Regions from separate parts of the Mus musculus genome. Here region 1 is linked to region 2. The links are chromatin loops, found by intact Hi-C in ENCODE. Cell type or tissue: heart. All regions are shown on one strand. Links, peaks and the distances in the headings refer to the core of each region. The heading gives the core; the rest is flanking DNA.

Region 1 (4,207 bases), core at 705-3,204, 83 kb after region 2:
TACACATTTATATTCTCTTTCCTTTTTCCTCCTTGCATGTATATTCTTGTTTGAACCAACAAGCCAAAATCTTTAACACCCATGCATACACCAAGAAAGTTCTGAAAAAAGACTGCTACCATCCGAAACACGCAAAGACACAGCCATCTGTACTCGGTCTCGGAAGAGCAACACTGGCCAGCGTGTTTGCTCAGTCCTTGGGCAGCTTTTACCTTCTCTACAGCAGTGTTTATCACTGGATGGCAAAGTCGGGAACCTACAGGTCTCCTGAAACGATTTGCAGGGAATGAGGTTTTATCAAAGAACATAGGATATCTGTCCGGAGCACATTTTAGTTAAAAACTAGCATCAAGTCCTCCTTTAGGTTTTTATGACTTGGCCCCAAAAGAGCGCCTTGACTCCAGCTCAAGAGAAGTGCCTGCCCCAAGCTGGAAATGAAAATGTGAACAAGTATCAAGCTCTTGATATAAAACTGAACCTATGGTCAACAAGGGGCAATTGCATCTTAGGAAAAAACACCAGGGTCTTTCAGTGCCCAACACACACAACGTACACAGACATTGCTGTGCATTCTTTATTCTAAAATTGTTCAGGAAAGAATCCCACTGATAGACATAAAAAAAAAGGAGAAATTCTAGTAATTCTAGTGCTCTTCTGTTATGAAAAACTTTTTAAAATATGAATAAGCATTTACTGAGCTACATACAGGTCAAGCATGCAAGACAGTAGAGTTCTCCGAGTAAGATGTTTTAAACAATGTGTGCCTTTAATAACTTAATATGTTGAATTAGTAGGTTTTTTTTTTAAGTTCCCTGGTATGTGAAGTAGTTCAATGTCAGTGACAAGTGGCAGAAAAGTATTTATTTTACTAACAATAAAAATGTTTGGTCTCTGAAGCAGAAACAGAAAGGGGTTCTCTGTACAGTAATTACCTGACTTGAACGGTTGTGGCGGCCATCTCCTGCTACCCAGCAGGTCTGTGATACAGACGTTAAAATGTGCTCCGTAGTTTAAAAGGAGCATTAAGGAAACCCAAAGGACCAGGGCATCCAGAAGGAAACAGGAAGCAAAACAAGAAGGAAGACTTGGTGCACATAAGAAGGCCACTCCGGGAGGTTTCCCCAAAGTTAGGTACCGCCAGCTGCGGGCACAGGCTCTGCAGCTTGCTTGCTGGCTTGCTTGGCCAAGGCAAGGCTTCAGAGCTGGAAACCTGCCACCTGCTGAATCACCAAACATCCCTGGGCTTCCCTTAAAAAAAAAAAAAAAAAAACTGACCACATCGGCACCCAACCCCAGCTGGCTTTTTCCTTGGACACTTAACACTCTGACCAATGAAACGCCTGGACATCCTCTCCCCTGCCTCCTCAGACCCAAACTGCCTCCCAAATCGAAGGCAACTTCCACCAGGATCAGACCTCATCAATCTCACTCCTTTCTGCTCCCTTGGCCCCCACCCCTGCTGATGTTCAGCCCCTAGTGCCAGAAGGCAAGGCGTAAGGAGTTGACAGACAGCACACCAAGACAGGCATTCACGACTTCCATAACCAGGTAGCCAACTAGAAACACCCCCAATCTGAAGAAGGTAAATTTCAGGAAAGCGATGACAGAAGGCAGGCCTCAGAACACTGAAAATAAACTTCCCGTCAGAAACCAGCCTTCTGTCTTTTTTATGTGTGTAGCGCTGAACTCGGTCCTGTCTGAAGGTGAAATGAAACATCCGAGAAGCACCTGCCCGGATTCTCTCAGCTCCCCAGGTCAATAGCATCCTCCACCCCGACTGTTAGCCCGGCAGTCAAAAAGGATCAAGCATTATCCAGAATCCGTTAGATGGACCAGGACACCGGGGCCACCAAAGGAAGACAGTTGGAGTGTGGGTTTAAAATCCGGGCAGAGGCAGCGCTGCTACCACTGATGTGCCCTTGACAAGTCGCCTATGATCACTCAGACCCCTCATTCTCTGGACGAACCGCGTCCAGAGCTACGCAGATGCCCCTGCAGGCCTTACCCTTTAACACCCCCACGCGGTGAGGACACGCGGGGTCTCAGAATAGTCGCGAGCCAGGGGCTGTTACACCGCCTGGGAAGGAAGGGGCTCGCTCCTCCGGGAAGGGGGGTCCCACCTGTTATGCCGTTGGGGGTCATCGAGGGGCCGTGCTGAAGGGAATCCCAAAGCCGCGGACTCTTGGCCCCGCTGCGATCAGGCCAGGAGGTACCAACTGTCACTCTGCCGCCCAGGGTTGTGGGGGTGGGGCTGTGATTTTGGGGGTCCACCCCTAAGCACTACGGGACCTCTGGCTGGCTTCCACCTGGAAAGGTCCTCAGTCCCGGGCTCTCAGGCCCCGCTACCGTCCGCTCGCCTCAATGTGACACCAGGCAGCCTTCCAGCCCGCACGCAGCACCTCGGAAAGGTGCCCACGGACGCCTCCTCCTTCCTCCCCGCCCAAGTTGGCGGGGGAGCCCCGCCGGCGGCCCGCCCCCTCGGAGCCGGGATCGCGGCCGCCAGAGCGCTCCCCCGCGCCCACCCCCACGAGCGGCCGCGGGGGACCGCACGCCAGGTACGCGCGACACCGCGCGGTATGCGCTCACGCCCCCTCGCCCCGGCTGCCCGCCCGCCGTCAACCGAGGTCAGGCCTGGCCCGAGAGACTCGGGTCAGATCCAGCCGCTCGCGACCCGGAGGCCGGCCCTCCACCCCCGCCCCGCGACTCACTTGCACGCGAGTCGTGGCAGCCGCCGGAATTCTTTCCACGCGCCGAGCCCCGCGCCGCGGAACGAAACCGGGGCAGGGCGGCGTGCGGACTCTGCACCCGATCCCGCTCTCCCGTCCGCGTGCCAGGCTCCCGGGACGAGCAGCCCGCCCGAACCGGCTCTCCCTGCTCCCGTCCAGCCGGCAGCCCGCCGCCGCTGCTCCGGCCGCCGCCGAGCTGGCGAGAAGGCTTCTGACTTGGAACCTCGGGCTGCCGAGCATGCCCAGTCCGCGGCGGAGCCGGGTCGGCTTCCCGCGCGACGCCAGTCCGTTCCTCCGGGTGTTCCCGGCGGCCAGGGGGCGGGGACCGCGGACGCTCGACCAGGGACCCAGCTGAGTCCCGCAGGACAGCTGGCCGTGGGGTGTGCTGGGGGTGGGGACGGGGGGGGGGGGGAGTCCTTTTTGTTTCTAGAAACGGGAACTGGAGATGCGGTTCCCTTTCGCCCCCACCACCCCCCAACCACGAGAAGAGAAAGATGGTGGGTTTCATCCTCCGGGATCAGAAGCCCTATTAGGAGCCAGCCCGAGAGTTGTGCGGCAAAAGGCGGCTAGAAGGTTGGGGACACAAACTCAGCCTTGGTGAAACTACCTACGGGGACAGCTGTTGGCGAACTACACTGGCATTTTCTTTCCCACCAAGCCCAAGAGCTGCGACACTTGTGACTCCCTTATGATTGATCATTTAAAATGGATGAACCTCAAACTCTTCGGGACATTTTTCCGAAGCTCTAATCCTTAAAACCACCATCTCCCCCCCCCCCCCCCCCCCAAATCAGGGGTCTGCAGGCTTCCTAAATCGCGCAGCCCCAGGCAGCGTGAAGGCCCAGGAGTTCTCGGGAAGAACCGGGCCCTCCCCCCTAGTCCGTCCGGGCCCCACCTCCCGCCGCCTCTCGGAGCTGCGGCGAAAACCTGGAGAGCGCCGCACCAGGGCCGGAGCACTGCGCATGCCCAATGGCCCCACGGGGTGCGGGTCGCCGGCAGATCTCCAGCTCGGGCAGTGGAACCCGGTACCAGGACGGTGATCTCGCGGCAGAGACAGCAGCCTCCAGTAGCTCCGGCCTTCTGGGCCGACCGCTCGTACCACCGTGGCATGGGTCGCCCGGGACGCGCTACCCTGCAGGGTCTGGTCTGGGGGCGGGGAGGGGGGAACGGCCGTGCCTGCGAGACACGTGACTGTCCGCGGAGCTCCGGGGCAGCCATCTTCAGCTCTCCGGGGCCGTAGACGAAGAAGGGTCCGGGATCCGGGCAGACTCTAGTCCATTTGCCTCCCCACCAGGCACAGGCCCCCGCCCTCACCTGCATGCAGTCCGCCAGTCTACAGCGGGGGTACAGCGAGGGTACTGCGACGCCGGTGACACCGGGAGGACCGGCTGTCTCCAGAGCCAGAACCTAACGGCTAAGAATTGGAGAGCCGCTCTCTTGGAGCTGATGGCTTCTGCTTTTCCCCAGGGGCGGAAGTTGGG
Region 2 (4,207 bases), core at 638-3,137:
TTGCTAAGGGTCTCACACTAGGTTAAGGACACTTGCTGGGCCCTGGCAAGATGTCATTTACATCCCTTTGCTGTTGTGACTTTAGACAGTGACCTGAAAACTTCGCACCTATAAAATCTGGTCTCTCAAGCTTTGTACAGAGGCTTAAACCATCTAGAAGCCTGGGCTCTGTGGATAGTGATGTGTCAGTGCAAAGGTCTGTCACCCTCCCAAGGGACCTCGATTCCCACATCTGCAGAAGGAACCTGTTAGACAAATTTTCGTTTCAAAGGTTCAGCCTGGCAATAAAATGAGAGTCTATAATCTAAGAATTGCCATCAGTCAGAAACCAGAAAGGATGTTGCTCACATTTCATCTATTACATAAACCTTACTGTAACAGCTCTTAATACCTTGTTTTGGATTACCTTCTAAGTGGTGTGTTCGGCCTTGTTCTACTGGGATCATGGGGTAAGGGTGGTTAGAACATTTTATCTTCTTAGTTGTTTGTCTGGTTTTGATGAATGATCTCTTGTATCACAAAGCTGGCCCCATCCTTACTTCAACTTCTCATCCTCCAGCCTCCTCGTCCCAGTTGCTGACAGGAAGGCACTCATGCCCACACTTGGTTTCATGGGCTGCTGAGGATCTAACCCAGGGTCACATCCATGCCAAGCAAGGATTCTATGAGCTAAGCAACATCACTATCTAGCTGCTGTTGCTTTCTTTTAAGTCCTTCCATGTGATGGGTCTCATCAGATAAAGGGGGGGGGGGCGATTTCCTTGTTCCTGCTGAACTCAACACAGCTTCCTTCTCAGCCCTAGCTAAAAGCCTGTACTCAGTCGCCTTACATATCAGGTCACTGGGGACTTAACTGAGCTTTGGGACATGAAGAAGAGCCTGCAGCACAGGAAGAGCCTGCAGTTTCACAGTGAGCTCGGGATGGGCAAGCCTACAGCTCAGAGCCCAGCTTTGCTTGAGCTGCATCACCAATGCTATCACCAATGTCAACAAAGGATGCTTTGTCTTCACCCATCCCAACATCACACATTAAATGAATTTTTCACAGTTGCTAAACACCGGCCACATAGATCATCCTTCTTGCATTACAAGGAGTTTTGTTGTTTCATTGGTTCTAGTCCATTCCCAATCAAAAGCCCAAACAATTTGTTTTAATTCCTTCTTTTATTTGGAAAATTATTTCATTTCTCCCCTCCCTGCCTCTGTCCAATACCCCCATATGCCCCTCCTCCTTGCATTCAAATTCATAGCCTCTTTTTCCTTTAACTATTATTATATACATATATGTATATAAACATATATTCCTAGATATACAAGTACAGCCTGCTCAGTCTGTACAATGTTACTTGTTTGTATGTTTTCAGGATTGACGATTTGGTATTGGATAACCAATTGGTGTGCTCTTCCCTAGGGAACAATATCTTCCCCGCTCCCTGTTGAAAATATCTGCTTTCAACATCTTTATAGTTATCTGATCTCCGAGCTTGTGATTCAAAAATGGAATCTAAGATAGTCAGTCTTATTTCAGAGTTATACCTCCAGACTTTAAAGAGTCATTTTTATGTCACAGCCCCAACAAAATCACAGCAGCCAAAGAGAGGTGAACCTACAGGTGTCAACTCCCAGACTAAACCCGTGTCTCTCCCTGGCCCGTCGGCCCAGTCCAAAGAGTAGGCAAAGAACCATACTGACTTGAGGCTACATCTGCTCGCCCAGAAGCCCTCCCTCCAGCTTGTAAGGGCAGAGAGCCAAGGCCAGACGTGGGAGCAGGGGCCCTTCCTGTCCCAGCTGGGATACAGGCTGCCCCGCCCTGTTCTTTCTAAGAGGAAGTGGGCTGGAAATCCTGTACACTCATTGTTTTATTAATAAAACTTTAGAAGGAGGAAATCTTTAGACAGGGATACATATTCACTTGGAAAACTAGGAGGCTAAGTCCCTAACATTCTTATGTTTCTTGCTGACTTGATTATCTGAGACTTTAGAAACAAAAACAGAATCCTAGTCCATCTTAGCATGACAAGTTGCTGATGACATATTAGACAGACAGCCGTCATTATTATGCATAGCCCCACCCACATCACAGTATATTCTGAGATAGGGAGCGAGCCTTACATGGGTTCAGAAACTCTTGTACTTTCCAGGATGCCGCACTCACAGAAGTCCAGCTAGAATCATTCTATAAACAGATGACCCTAGACTTACAGGTGAGAGGCAGACTTGTAGAAAGCATAAATTCAAAATCAGTCTCTCTCCCTCTTTCCCTCTCCCCACTCTGCCCCCACTTCTCTCAACTCACTATGTAGACCAGCCAGGCCTTCAACTTACAGACATTGCCCTGCCTTTGCCTCTGTCTCTCAAGTGCTAGGAATAAAGGTATTCACTAGCAGCCCCTGGCTCAAAAGACAATTAATGAAACAATTCACTAAGCCAGCGTTACGGCTTCATGAATCAGCTCTTAGACTAGAAAAGCTGTTTCTCACGCCTGAATCCACCTCTTCTAGGATAAGGTAGTTAGGCAAGCCTAAGCATACTGGGTGTTCCGGCAACACACCCACAAGTGGACGAAAGGCCTCTCAGTCTCAAATTTCCTGGGCAAACACTTAATGCTGCTGTGTTGGTGTGGTTTCTACACTGTCTTGGACTATATTAATATTCCTTCTTCCTTTCCACAGATGAGCTGGCCCAAGTCCTCCGGCTCTTACTCATTCCTAATCACTCACTCATTTCCTCTGTTCAGACTGGGATGGGAGGGGCAAATAGCTCTCTGGAACCACTAATGTTTGGACTTAAGATGACTGGCTATTTCATTATTTTGAATTAAAAGGACTAGACTCATCACATTCTTTTGGGGGAAAAGTTGCCAAGTTACCCATACATTTGAATATAGTTTTGCTTACTATTTCAAACTGCTTTAATAACAGAAAGTATGCTCATGGATAGCTCTATAATTAATAAAGACCAAGAAGGGAAACCCCAACATGGAACTCCACTGAAGATAATCCAGTGAGTACTATGACAGATGTCTTTAAGCCCCGTGTCCCCATCACTACTTGACTGCAATGTTCTCATATGCTCATTGAAGTCTGTTTATCAAACATTTTGTGCCATGCTTGTTCAGCATCGTTGACACAAATATACAACAGTCTATTATATAAACAAATTGGAGCATATACTAGAAGCTGTCTGGGTCACATCCCATGTTCACTGTTCATCTTCAGAGCTAATCCTTTCCATAGAAATAACCCTTAGAAATAGGCTCACTGGAGACAAAGGATCCACAAATTGTTTCTCATTTGGACACAAGAGGCCTTTTAGGGGAAAGAAAAAAAAAACAAAAACAAACAAACAAAAAACTTTCTGAGTCTTTCAGCACTTACATTTTGCTCAACCAACTTTGGCTGAATTTTCCAAGTCATCCTGATGCTTTTACTGAGAGCTAAATTTGTAGTTGGTTTCCAAATTCTTGAAATCTGTTAAGCAGTTGGTCATCTCTAGTTAACAAGCTATATTGCTTAGTGTAGCAACTCTATTCTTTGACATAGCATGACATCTTGTCCATTGTGTTGTGGTTGTTGTTTGAGGCAGGATCTCATGGAACCCAGGCAAGCCTGTTTGCTATGTAGACAAGAATGAGCCTGAGCCCCAGTCCTCCTGTCTCTGCCTCCCCAAGTGCTGGCATTACAGGCCATGCAGTATCATGCCCAAAACACATTCTTCTGGGACTGTATTTCAATTCACATTTGTAACGGAATGACTAGTATTAGTCACCCAGTGTCCCGGGATCCTCTGCTTGCCTTAGTTAATTTTCAGATCAAACCCTTTCTATAGCTTTCTGATGATGGGCAAATGACCTTTTCTCTGAAAGCCAAGCTTCAGAGTTAAGAAGCTGTTTCCGTTTCCAAACTCTCCCACTTGCTAAGGTAATGACTTGGGGTTGTATTGAGGACACATCTCTGTGATTCTCAGGTCCCTATCTCCTTTTGTGATGCTAAGACCTAATCTACTTAGCACACAGCCTGTTTATTTTTATAGAATTGGCATGTCAATGTAAGAATAGGCTACAGTTTTTATAAAAGTGTTTTTTAAGCGGGACTGAAACAGCTCAGGATGATTCTCTGGGTCAGAACTCTTGCCCACATTTCAACACCAGGAAGTTTAAGTCTAATAGAGAACCCAAAATGGATGACACCACCCCTAACCCTAACCC

Evidence for each region. Hi-C counts contacts between places; a loop is a spot of excess contacts. Peaks named below come from ENCODE experiments on the same cell type or tissue, not always from the same donor. Only the 100,000 strongest peaks of a DNase experiment are listed, where the experiment ranks them.
Region 1: it touches region 2 in a loop (4-fold over the local background); 2 of 42 quality-filtered maps call a loop at or near these places.

What each region holds. Positions count from the first base shown.
Region 1 is chr19:32,385,512-32,389,718 of GRCm38, forward strand. It overlaps Sgms1 (sphingomyelin synthase 1), which reads right to left and starts at 3,001. Exons shown (of 10, transcript NM_144792.5): 1 at 2,709-3,001. 2700046G09Rik (RIKEN cDNA 2700046G09 gene) reads left to right here and starts at 3,705. Exons shown (of 2, transcript NR_033198.1): 1 at 3,705-3,865; 2 at 4,194-4,207. In heart, for the core only: CTCF peaks have their summits at 1,169 and 2,021; DNase peaks (open chromatin) are centred at 1,330, 2,090 and 3,020; H3K4me3 peaks cover 2,204 bases; H3K27ac peaks cover 1,861 bases.
Region 2 is chr19:32,302,442-32,306,648 of GRCm38, forward strand. All of the region lies in intron 2 of Sgms1 (sphingomyelin synthase 1), which reads right to left. Among named protein-coding and RNA genes, the nearest start is that of Sgms1, 84 kb to the right of the region's middle. In heart, for the core only: no CTCF peak of the experiment used is centred there; DNase peaks (open chromatin) are centred at 770, 1,760, 2,200 and 2,660; H3K27ac peaks cover 1,028 bases.